Regions from separate parts of the Homo sapiens genome. Here region 2 is linked to region 1. Evidence: chromatin contacts called from ENCODE Hi-C data. All regions are on one chromosome and are shown on one strand. Each heading gives the region's core, a stretch centred on a gene start or an enhancer-like site at or near the end of the contact. The rest is flanking DNA. Distances are from core to core; before and after follow the strand shown.

What was found. A loop is a pair of places that touch in the nucleus more often than their neighbours do. Pooled maps may share reads with other maps.
Region 2: a loop to region 1 is called in a pooled map, with 8 times the contacts of the local background. The contact joins the promoter of STK26 here to the promoter of BCORL1 in region 1. A Hi-C loop is called at or near these places in 2 of 37 single-sample maps with no recorded cell type and 5 of 50 pooled maps.

What each region holds. Positions count from the first base shown.
Region 1 is chrX:129,979,351-129,984,976 of GRCh38, forward strand. It overlaps BCORL1 (BCL6 corepressor like 1), which reads left to right and starts at 3,285. Exons shown (of 14, transcript NM_001379451.1): 1 at 3,285-3,412. RefSeq lists silencers at 704-773, 4,114-4,350.
Region 2 is chrX:132,019,588-132,025,171 of GRCh38, forward strand. STK26 (serine/threonine kinase 26) reads left to right here and starts at 3,715. Exons shown (of 12, transcript NM_016542.4): 1 at 3,715-3,820; 2 at 3,921-4,072. The coding sequence starts at 4,031. RefSeq lists enhancers at 3,263-3,809, 3,297-3,346, 3,797-3,956, 3,810-4,357, 4,327-4,396 and a silencer at 3,507-3,756.

The DNA.
Region 1 (5,626 bases), core at 2,035-4,534:
TCGGAGTCAATGTAAAGTCATGAGAGTTCGAATGTGGACCGCAAGCTTCTCAGCCCTTCAGTCCCAGGGATGGCCTGGGATGTAAACACACACGACGGTTTATTCCTTTGGCCAGGCAGAGAGTCGTTAGGGTAAAGGGTAAGGGTCAAGGGAGCTCGGATTGGTGACTGAGGAGCCCAAGGAAAGCCGGCAGAAGCCGAGTCCTCTAGAGCTGGGCTTTTGGCTCTGAATCGTGCAGGCTTCCCACTTTACACAGACCTTTCATCCCCTTCCTCCTTCTTCCTCACTCGGGTCTCTCGCCACCGACCCCTACCCCCCCGCCTCCATCCCCAGATGCCTCCACGCCCAGGTGGTGTTACCCACTGAGGGTGGCCCAGGGGGTTTGCAGCCGGGGGAGGTTGCCACCAAGGGTGGGCCGCCCTGGAGACGAGAGGCAAGGCGGCGAGCCCTGGCATTTTCCTTTCCCCAGCACCTGTCCCACTTCGGCGCCGGGGCTGGGGCTGCGCCCGCGGGCGGCCTCGGAGCTTGAGCGCCAGAACCACGCACTGAGGTCGCCCAGGGTGGGGAAGTGGGGGGCCGGGGGAGGGGCGGGGCATCCGGCGGGGAGGTCTCCCCCACCGCATGCAAGACCCTTTGCCCCCCCACAACATACACTGAGGCTAAAACGGGGATGAGAGTCACACAGAGCAGGAGCGAAATCTTTCGCTCTCCGACCCGAACGGCGCGTTGCTCGACCCCCCCCTTCCTGGAGCCAGGGGCTGGCCGAGGAAGGTGGCTCCGTTCTTCCCCCGTGGCCAGTGCGGGGTCTGCGGCTGCCCGGCGAGGTTCCGGCTTCCCCGGGACTGGCAGGGGGAGCCCCGAGAACTGCAGGCCCGCCCCCCCTTCCTCCTCCTCCTTCCCCTCCTCCCCCACGTGTCCTCCCTGAGCCCAGCAGCCTGATCCCAGCACCCCCCGCCACCTCCCTCCTCCCGCTTCGCCCGCTTCCCCGGCGGCGTGGAGAAGAGCAAAGTTGCGACAGCGGCCGGGGGCTCTGCCCAGGTAAAGGGGGCGCCGTGAGGCGGGGGTGGTGGGGGAACGGTGCGGCCCTGCGGCGGGGGCGGGGGGAGGATAAAGAAACTTGCTTCCCGCGGCCCCCACCCCGCGTGGGTTCCGATCTTGCGTGGAACGAGCCCGCGTGGCGAGTCGCGGCAACACTGCCGGGACCGAGGCCGGCACCTGGACCCGGACCCGGACCGCGCGCTTGGGCCGGCTCGGCGGGCGCAGGCAGCGGGCCAGGCCAGCACCCAGGCAAGGGCGGGGTGGGTGGCCGTACACCGGACCGAATCGGGGACTCCGGTGGCGTGGGCGCGGGCCGAACCCCGACCGGGCCGAGTTGGGTGGCGAAGTAGGACGTGGATTCGGGGGCGGGGCGCGGCGGGAGGGGGAAACCAGGCCTGGCCAGACTGGCCTGGGCGTGGGGGCGGGGGGCGAGTTCGGGGCACTTGCTGGGCTCTGGACCGAGCGGTAGGGCGGGGCGGCGCTAGGGGCTGGGCCGGACCCGCAGGGAGAGGGCGAGGGGAGGGAGAGCCGGGGGTGGAGTAGGGGCGTGGAGTTGTGAGCGGGGTCTGGCCTCGGCCGGGGGCGAAGGTAGATCGGCGGGGCCGCGAGCGGAGGGAGGGAGGCCCGCGGCGGCGCGGCGGCAGCGAAGGCCAGCTTCCGCGGAGTTTGTGCCCGGGCTTCCCGGGCTCTGGCCGCCTCACGCGCACAAATGGGGCTAGGGGACTGAGTGGTAAGCAACTCCGAGTGTTAGACGGTGATCGGGCGGCGATTCCGGGAAAAGCGAGGAAAGACACAGTCTGCGATTGTGCCGCACCCCCCACCCACCTCTTAGCATCTGGATTCTGCTCTCGTAGTGGGGGCCGCGGACCCTCCCCGCCACAGTCCTTTTACTCTCCAGCACTCCCACCGCCTTCCCCCTTCTTCAGCCATCTGACTCTCCTAGGGGTATGTGTTTTTGGGGGTGGACGGCGACGGGGGTGGGGGATACTTTCCTTCCCGTGGCGGCAACCTAGTTCGTATCTTATTCCTACAAGGTAGCGTCGCTTCGAGTCGCATGGACATTGGGGTTTAGATAATTTACCCCCCACCCAAGCGATTTAATGGCTTTTAAGCAAAAGGCGAATACCTGGATTTCCATGGGAGGGATGAGGTTTGAAGATTGGGATTCACCCCTAGCTCACTTCCACTACCAACCCCTCTTTCTTGTGAGCCACTTCCACGGGTATTCAAATCTGGGGGGGAGGGGGGACGGGAGTATTAATATGCTTCTCTATTTCTACACAGGGTCGGCGTGGCGAAGGACGGCTAGCCTTGGAGGGAAAGTAGCCACCAGTCCAACTCGGGTCGCCCCCACCATTATTTCGGTGAGGGGGCAACGCTAAGAAGGGGATACTGGTGGGTAGGGGCCCAGTATAAGGGAGGGGGCTGGGTAGTCGTCCCCAGAAGGACTCCGTGTCTTGGCGGGGAGAGAGAGAGGCGAGCCCCGGCTTCAGGGGAGGGGTTCCGGGGAGGGAGATGGGGGGGTGGCGACGACGGTGGGGGGGGGAGCGGGAAGAAGGGGGAGTCACGCCCTGCCTGCAAGGGGAGCCTCCCTCAGGCCCCTGGGAGAAGGGGACTGAATGCGTCTGTTCTCCGCTGCCCGGCAGAGGAGATCTGGGGTCTCGAGATTTGCACACTGGATCGGCACCAGTGGCCTGAGAAAGTCAGGTCGGGGCATAAGGTGGAGAACGTTGGAAGAAAGAGAGAGAACCCTTTGGCCGCGGCTCACTGACCCTCTCCCTTCCTCAACCTCCCCCTTCGAGGGGCGTCGAGGTGGGGGGGGACGTGGGGCTCCTGCAGCCCCGCAGATTGAGCGCCTCCGCCTCTCCCAGGAGTCTAGCTTTTTGCCCGGCTTGCTGCAGCCACTGCTGCCTCCCTCTCCGGAATCCGCTCGGTCCTCTCAGCGATCCCCTCCTCCTCTCCTCCCCTCCCAGTGTCACCGGGGCTGCTTGGCTCTGCCCCCTTCGCCGCCGCTTGCTCCCTGCTTTCGTCCCTCCCTCTCTTGCTCGCTCCCTCCCTTCGCCTCCTCCTCCCCATTCCCCCCCACCCGCGTAGGCCGCATTCTGGGAGTTGTAGTCCGGTGGAGCGGGGGTTGGCGCCGCCCGCGGACCCAGCCGGACTCCACTTCCCGTCGAGCCCTGCGACCGGCACCCACTCCACCAGGCTTCGCTCGCACACAGACACACACACACACCGCTCTCCCCCTCACTCTTTCGCTCGCCGCGGCTGCTGCCAGTGTGTGGCTCTGTCTCTCCTCCGCTTTGCTGAGCCCTCCCTTCTTCCTCTCAGTTCCTAGAGTCCGACCGCCGCCGCCGCCGAGAGAGAGGAGAAGGAGGTCGGTGGCGATAAGGGGCGGAGGGGGGCATCAGATCGGGGCAGTATTAGGCGGGTGGCGGTTAAGAGGGAGTAAGAGGGAGCCCGGGTGGCGGCCTGAGCCTCCCCGCGGAGCCGACCCGGGAACAGGTGCGTCTTTTTTCTCTCTCCCCCAATCCCTCCACCCCTTTTGACTCCCCGGCTTTTTCGTATCCCCCCACCCGCTTCTTTCTATCTTAAGCCTTTCTCCAACCCTGTTCCTTCTTTTCCCTGCGGCCGCTCGGCTTGCCCCCCGGGGGCGCCGTCCTCTTCGTGTCCCCGGACGTAGCGCTCCCTGGAGCTGGGTATGTCTTCGCCCCTCCCTTCGGGACAGCTCCCTTCCACTTCCCACCTTCGTACCCCATCCCCTGACTTGCCCTACCCCCTTCTCGACCCCCTTCTCTCTTAGCCAGGTGAGACTCGTTCGCCACGATCCAAGAGAGTCTTCTTCCCGGCTGGGCGGGGGTCTCCATGGAAACGGGGGTCGGTTGATCCTGGGGGGGAAACCATAGGAATTACCCCACTCCTCGGAAAGGGAGGTGGAGGCTATGGTCTTGTTAACTACCTGACTCCAACCCCCGATCCAAGGATCCGACGATCCGAAGGGAGGCTGGCTAGCAGGGCAGGGCGAGAAAAGGCTTTTTTTTGGGGGGGGGGGGTGTCCGTGATGAAGTGTTGAAGAGACCGGGAGAAAATGCCCTCCAACCTCAGAGGGGAGGTGCGACGGGTGCTCTTCAGGGCTGCTTTCTTCCCGGCGCTGGGGTGCGGGAATCGTAGGGTAAGGGGTACCCCTAGGTGGCGGCGGGGCCTGGGTTCGGGAGTGGGAGTGCTGTGATGGGGGCAGGGGCAATTATCCGAGTCCCTGGAAAAAAGGCGGGGGATGACTTCGGAGCGCCCTGGCTCCGCTGCCCTCGCTCTAGGGGCGGGGGCCGCCGGGCCGGGCGCGGCGGGGAGGGGGCTTAAATTGAAGGAAGATGAGATCGGGGGCAATTCATACTAGCACCGGCAAGCCAGAGGGGAGATCCGGCGTGCAAGCCCTCCACCCGCTTCGCGCCAGGCCTGGAGGCAAGGGGTCGGCGAGCGAAGCCGAGGGCTGGAAGGAGGGAGGCTCCGGTTACGGGGCCGGGTTTCGGGATCAGGGGCAATCCCCCGGCCCTTGGAGAAGGAGGGAGAGGGATGGCCGCGAACCCCAGGGCTCCCCCACCCCGGGTCCTAAGGGGCGTGAGGGACGGACAGCAGGCCCAGCGGAGCTGGATTCGAGCGGATCGCGGCCGGGGAGTGGGAGGGCTTAGTGGTGGGCTTCGGGGGGAGCAGTCCGGCGGCGGGGCGGGCGGGCGGGGCGTGGGGCTCCGGCGGGCGGCGGGGCGGGGCCGGGGGCGGCGCTGCTGCCGCCGCCGCTGCCGCCGCCGCCGCTGCTGCTCCTGCTGGGGCCGCCGCAGCCGTTGCCGCCGCCGCCGCCGCCGCTTCTGGGCGGGGAACGGAGGCCAAAGAGAGTCCCGTGCCGGGGCAGAGGGCGCAGGCGGCGCGCGGTGGGGAGGGGGCCGTCCTGGGGGCGGGGGCAGGCGGGGGGGTGGAGCCCCCGACGGGGGGCGGTACGAGCCGGGACGACGACGACGAGGAGCCCCGGGGGCCGGGTGCATGGAGGACGAGGTGCTGGGAGAAGGAAGGGGGGTGTGGGTCCCGCGACTGGCCTCGTGGGCTTGGCTCCTCGAGGTTCGGTTTCGGGACAGAGCCCTGCAGGGGCGCCAAGAGGCCGGGGAAGGGATAGGGAGGTGAACTGGTCGGTGGAGGGGGCCCTCCTCGCCGGGGTCCCGCCGAGAGGAAGGCTGGGCCAGAGGGACGTCCGGGGCAAGGCTGGGAGGAGCCGGCCGCACCTCGGCTGGGGATTTCGCGTTATGGAGGTGCGGGAGATTGTTGTAGGGAAAGACGTGGTCGAGGGGAAAGGTGGGAGGGAAACACTGCAAACCCGGGAGGCCAACAGCACAGGCCCGTGGGGGTGCCCTTCTATTCCGCTCGCACCTCCTCCCTCCCTGAGTGGAAGCACTATGTTTTTGTTTTATTGTTTTGAAATTTTCAATGTTGGCTGATCGAAACTGTCGATGGGGTGATATTCATTCTTGGTGTCTCCTGGAGTAGACAGTAAAGACAGGCATCCTTTGGCGAGCAAGCATCTAGCCCAGGGTTTAGAGGCTCTTTA
Region 2 (5,584 bases), core at 2,465-4,964, 2.0 Mb after region 1:
TGAGTGCTGACATGATATCACAAGTAGAAAATTCCATACCTGACACCTTTGCTTTCTGATGGTTCAATGTATACCAACTTTGTTTCATGTACAAATTAAAAATATTGTATAAAACTATCATCAGGCTATGTATATAAGGTGTATCTGAAGCATAAACGAATTTAATGTTCAGACTTGTGTCCCATACCCAAGATATTACGTATATGCAATTATTCCAAACTCCAAAAACATCCAAAATCTGAAGCACTTCTTGTCCTAAGCATTTTGGATAAGGGATACTCAACCTGAATAGAGGGTATGACAAATGTCAGGAAATTGAAACCAGGTGCCAAATGTAAATTATTAAGTTTTGAGGCCTCAAGAACACTGTCTAACTTGAAATTCACTAACCTTACCTAATCTGTGTATAATGTTACTCAAAACCTTACCTAATCTGTGTATAATCTTATTTTATTTATATGGTTATTAAGTATTCACAGCCATTCAGATCACATCAATCAAGCAGGTACCAAATCCTTTCTGAGGTGCTATGTTACACTCTACGTGTGACCAAAAAGCATAAGTTGTGTCTCTCCTCAAGAAACGTTTTCCATTAAACTACGGGAATACACTGTAATATATTTTCAGACTCTGGGCTGACTTTTTTTTTTTTTTTTTTTTGGAGATGGAGTCTCGCTCTGTGGCCCAGGGCGGAGTACAGTGGCATGATCTCAGCTCACTGCAACTTCTGCCTCCCAGGTTCAAGCAATTCTCCTGCCTCAGCTTCCAGAGTAGCTGGGATTACAGGCACACACCACCATGTCCAGCTAATTTTTGTATTTTTAGTAGAGATGGGGTTTCGCCATGTTGGCCAGGCTGGTCTCAAACTCCTGACCTCAGGTAACCTGCCCGCCTCGGCCTCCCAAAGTGCTGGGAACAGGGGTGAGGCACCACGCCTGGCCTGGGCTGACAATTTGAAGTAAAATATTTAAGTTTCCTTTGTGTGTGTGTGTAACAAAAGCGTACTTGAATTTCTTGTCATTTTATTTAAGAATTTGAGAAATAATCCAGTTCAAAGTGGAAAAAAAGTTTCTAATGCTCATAAAATTTGAATTGTTTTCAAATGTTGACACCTTCACAAGATTTAATTTATAGATACACACACACACACAGACACAGACACACACACACACACACACAGGAAAAATCATTTAAAAGCCCACAAGCAATCCCATGTAAAAACTCAAGTGATCTCTATCAATTATAACAACAACTGATGCTTTATTTAATAGCAGTAAACCTAAATAAAGGCTAAAAAGCTCACTAAGATCTCAAATGCAATGTCTTTCAGGAAATGTCTCAATATTCCAGGTCTCAGCATTAAGCTTTTATTCTTCCACATAGTTACATAACTCTGGCCCAGAATGATGTCAGAGAAAGTCATTTCTCTGATATGCTTAATTTACTTATCTATCAAAATTATACAACTGGCTCATAAGTAGTTGTGAAATTAAACTAGCAGGAAAGAATTTTGGAGACTAAATAATGAAAGATGTAACACACAATAAACTGAACAATTTAAATGTTCAGTAAGGGCAATGCCTAGGGGTTTAACCTGACATCAATAAAATATATAGTGTATACATTATGCACCTAGTAACCTCAGTGGAGAATTCAAAAGAAGTTCATTCATTCATTCAACAATTATTTATTGAGGGCCTACTACATGCCATGAACCTAGTCTCTGGGGATACAGCAATGGACAAAATGTATAAAAAGCTTGCCCTCAGACTCCTGCCATCCTACCTGAATCATTCTCATGTAAGAGAGGCTGGATCTCTGCCCTCAAGGACCTAATATGGGCACACAAAACAAATGAAATATATGAAATAAGAAGAAAGAACTACAGTGTGAGCGCTGCTCACATTGGAGGAGTTTGAAGGAGGGCTTGGAGCAACTAGGAAGGGTCAATGGAGGTGAGATTTGAGACAGGTCTTAAATGATGGAGCTTGATTCAGACCCTTGCGACTTAAAAGTGTGATCTAAACATCATCACCATGTGAGAGCTTGTTAGCATTGCAGAATCTTGGGCCCAGTCCAGACATGGGAGATAAAAATCTGCGCTTTTGAGGGAGCAAAAGAACCCTCGGATTTCTATGGACATTAAAAGTTTAGGTGGCACTGCAGGTTTCCGGTCAGGCTGGCAATGTTGTGAGCTGGGTTGGTGGGAAATCGAGACTAGATTGGAGCCTAACATTAGGTTAGAAATAGTGAAGGGCTGGACTTGGGGAACTAGGAGTAAGGAAAATGCAATTGTACCTTTTATCATCATTAAACACAAACAGAAACCATAGAGAAAGTAGTAAGTTTATCACCAGTCAGAGGGACCTGCGTCTGAATTCCCAGCTGTACCACTTCTTAATTGCGTGACATTTCGGTCAAATTATTTAACCTGGTTGAGCCTTTTTCTTCATCTGTAAAATGAGGGGAAATCAATAAGACTCCAGAAGGCCCTTGTACAGGTTCAGTAAGGTATTAATAACACATAGAAAGCACTTAGCAGTCCCTGGCACAATGAAAATAATATCCATTAATAATAACGATATTGATAAGAATTATATACTATTCTCTGAAAAAGATTTAAAAGGAAGAAGAGAAACTATCTTTTACCACTAGAGGCCCCCCACCGTGTGGTGCGTAGAGACCCATAACAAATTTCAAGGTAAGGAACTTCATCTTCATTTTAAACTGGCACTCGACTATTACTTTTTTAAAAAGTAATTAACCCCTTACGTGTTCCCAAAGGTGCCTTCATAATGAAATTCCTGTTACTATTATTACCAGTGTTACTGTCGCTACTGTTAGAGTACTCTCAAAAGAGCCTGTCTCCCTCTCCTGGAGTAGAACTTAAAATGGGGCGGAGGCAGGGAGTTACCAAAACCACTGCAGTGTATGCTGATTTCAATAACCTGTACTGCTAACGATCCAATCTCATTTCCCAAGCCTCTACTATCCTCATTAATTTTTCTGCCGATGTACCATCTGTTTTCCAATTTCCCTCTGCCTTACACGTGCAGAACTTGTGGTAGAGAGAAGCCCTAGTTTGGCCGTTCTGCAAGGGATAGCCCAGGAGGTAGGGGGAACCTTAAGTTGAAGTCACCTGAAGCATGTTTGGGGTCAGGGAACTCGGAAAGCAAGAGTGTGGCCACAGATCTGCCCAGAGGCGCGACCCCCAGCTGAGGAGACCAGATGGCGGGAAAAAGCGGGGGTCCACCGACTCCGCGGCTATCTGTAATCCTACCCTTGGCCAGGCCGGGGAGCCAAGAAAGACTTCCAACACTCCCCAAGTTTCAGCTCAAGTCGTCTCCGAGGCTGCGTGTGCCCCAGCCTCGCACGCCTCCCTGCAACGTGGCCGCATCTGGGGCGCCCTCATACCCTCAGGGTTTCCCAAACTCTTCCATTCTCTTCCCAGGCCCAGCCATGTCCCAGGTCTCCGGGTCCCCGGGTTCTCCTCTCCGCGTGCCGGGAGAGTCTCCAGCTTCTCAGACTCCAGCAACCCCAGCCAAACCTCTTCGCTGCCTGGAGCCTTGGCTCCCGCGACACCGCCCGGCTGCGGGGCGGGGGCAGGGCCAACGGCGGAACCGCCCCCAACCGCCTCCCAGGCCAGGCGAGCAGGCGGGTGGCTGGGGCGCCTCCACCTCCTCTTCCTAAAGCGGCGAGGCGCAGAGGAGCGGCATCACTCGAGCCCAGGTCCCAGCCACCACCACTCACAGCGCTCGGCGTTCAGGAAGAGGAGCAGCAGCGGAGGCGGCTGCTTCAGCGGCGGGCGGGCGCCAGAAAGGTAGACTGAGTCCCAGGGAGCTGCGCCGCTAACAGCCCACCTCCTAGCCCCGGGCTACGCGCCGCCAGCCCAGTAACCCCACTTTTGTGTGTCCTCCCAGGCCCCGATCGAAAAGCCTGGGAGGGCCGCCGAACTACCCCCGGAGGGAGGAGCCAGTCCGAACCCAAGGCGCCACCGCCGCAGAAGCGGAGCGAGGCAGCATTCGCCTCCATGGCCCACTCGCCGGTGGCTGTCCAAGTGCCTGGGATGCAGGTGAGGAAGCGCAGGCCGCCCCCGCCGCCCACGTGACTGCTTGGGAGCCCGGTGCGCCCTCGGTGCTGGGCACCGGCGACAAGGGACGGCCCCAGGGCTCCCCTGAGGGCAGGGCCGGTCACTATGGCCAGGTGACCTGGGAGTAGGGCTGGAGGTGTTTCCTGGTGTGTAGGCTAGGTAGTGCTCTTCGCTGGGAAGGCGAGGCGGGACTGGAGCGCGCAACTAGGTGGAGATTGAGGGCGGTTGGGGGTATAAAAATAGGCCAGAGCCACAGACACCTGCGCCTGCTGAGCTTGGCACGGTTGGGGATGGGGGGGCGGAACTTAACCTGGGAGAGATGGAAGTGCCTTGGAATTTGTGGGGTATAACGCGAGTAGTGAGTGCCCTACACCCCCCACCCCAAACACACACTCAAGTTGGGGCGGGGCAACACCAGGGGTGGCGGCGGCGGCGGCTTGAATTGGGCTCTTCCTGTGTGCGTAGGGCTAAGAGAGAGGTGACCTCTTTCTCCCTTTCGGTACTGCTGCTTAAGGGCAAAGTTGTAGCTTGCTCCCCGACCTAGCCCAGCCCATAGTGTGGCGTGAGAAATGCTGGTTCTGTTCAGAGTCACTGAGGTGATGACTTCTCAGCCCCCTCCGTGCCTTTCCCACAAGATGACTGTTACATGTGGTTAAAGGAAGCTTTTTGTCTTGGACAAGGGACTACTGCATGGGACCCAACTTGTTACTCGAAGTCTACCCAGCCCAACCCCCTCCCATTATATTTTCATTTTATTAAAGATAAGCTATGTCAGAAAACTTTTTATGCTGTTATGTTTTTAAATCGGTGCATTTTAGGCTATCTGCTAAGTGTTATCCAAATTTACTAACTTTTTAAAGCATTCATGTTCTATTTTTTTTTCCTTTGCTAGATGGCCTAAACAACCCATTTAGGGGCTAAAACCACTGAAGCCTCAGTCTTTCATGATCTAAAATGTGAAAACAAACTTTTTTGAAGTTCAAAAATAAAATGTTTATAGTAAATAGCTTATATTTCTAGTAGAAATCAAAGAGCTGTAGACTGGGGCCTCAATTTACTTATTGATACATGGAGTTTTTTTTTTTTTTTCAGTGTTCTCATTTTATGAATGTCCACAAAAGTGATTTTTAAATTCTTTCCCAAAATGGGATTTATTTGTGCACCTAGAACTCTTGGTGTGTCCTAAACACCAGACATTTCAGCTGCATTTAGGGCAAGTCTGGGTTGAGTCTCAGGAAGTTAGTGTATATTAAATAAAGAGAGAGAGAGAAAGGGAAATAGGAAATAGTAGGGCTTAAAAAAAAAGATTAATCCACTCAAGCCTTGCAAAATGCCTTAAACTTTCTTCCTCTCAGGCGGCCTCCCCTCTCCTTCCCTCCTTCTTTTCCCCACGCACCCTGCCCCACACCCCATTCATTCAGTTCTGCCTTTGATTGTATCAAGGGAATTCATAGTTCACAATACTAAGTACAGTTTTGCTGTTTGATCTGGGAA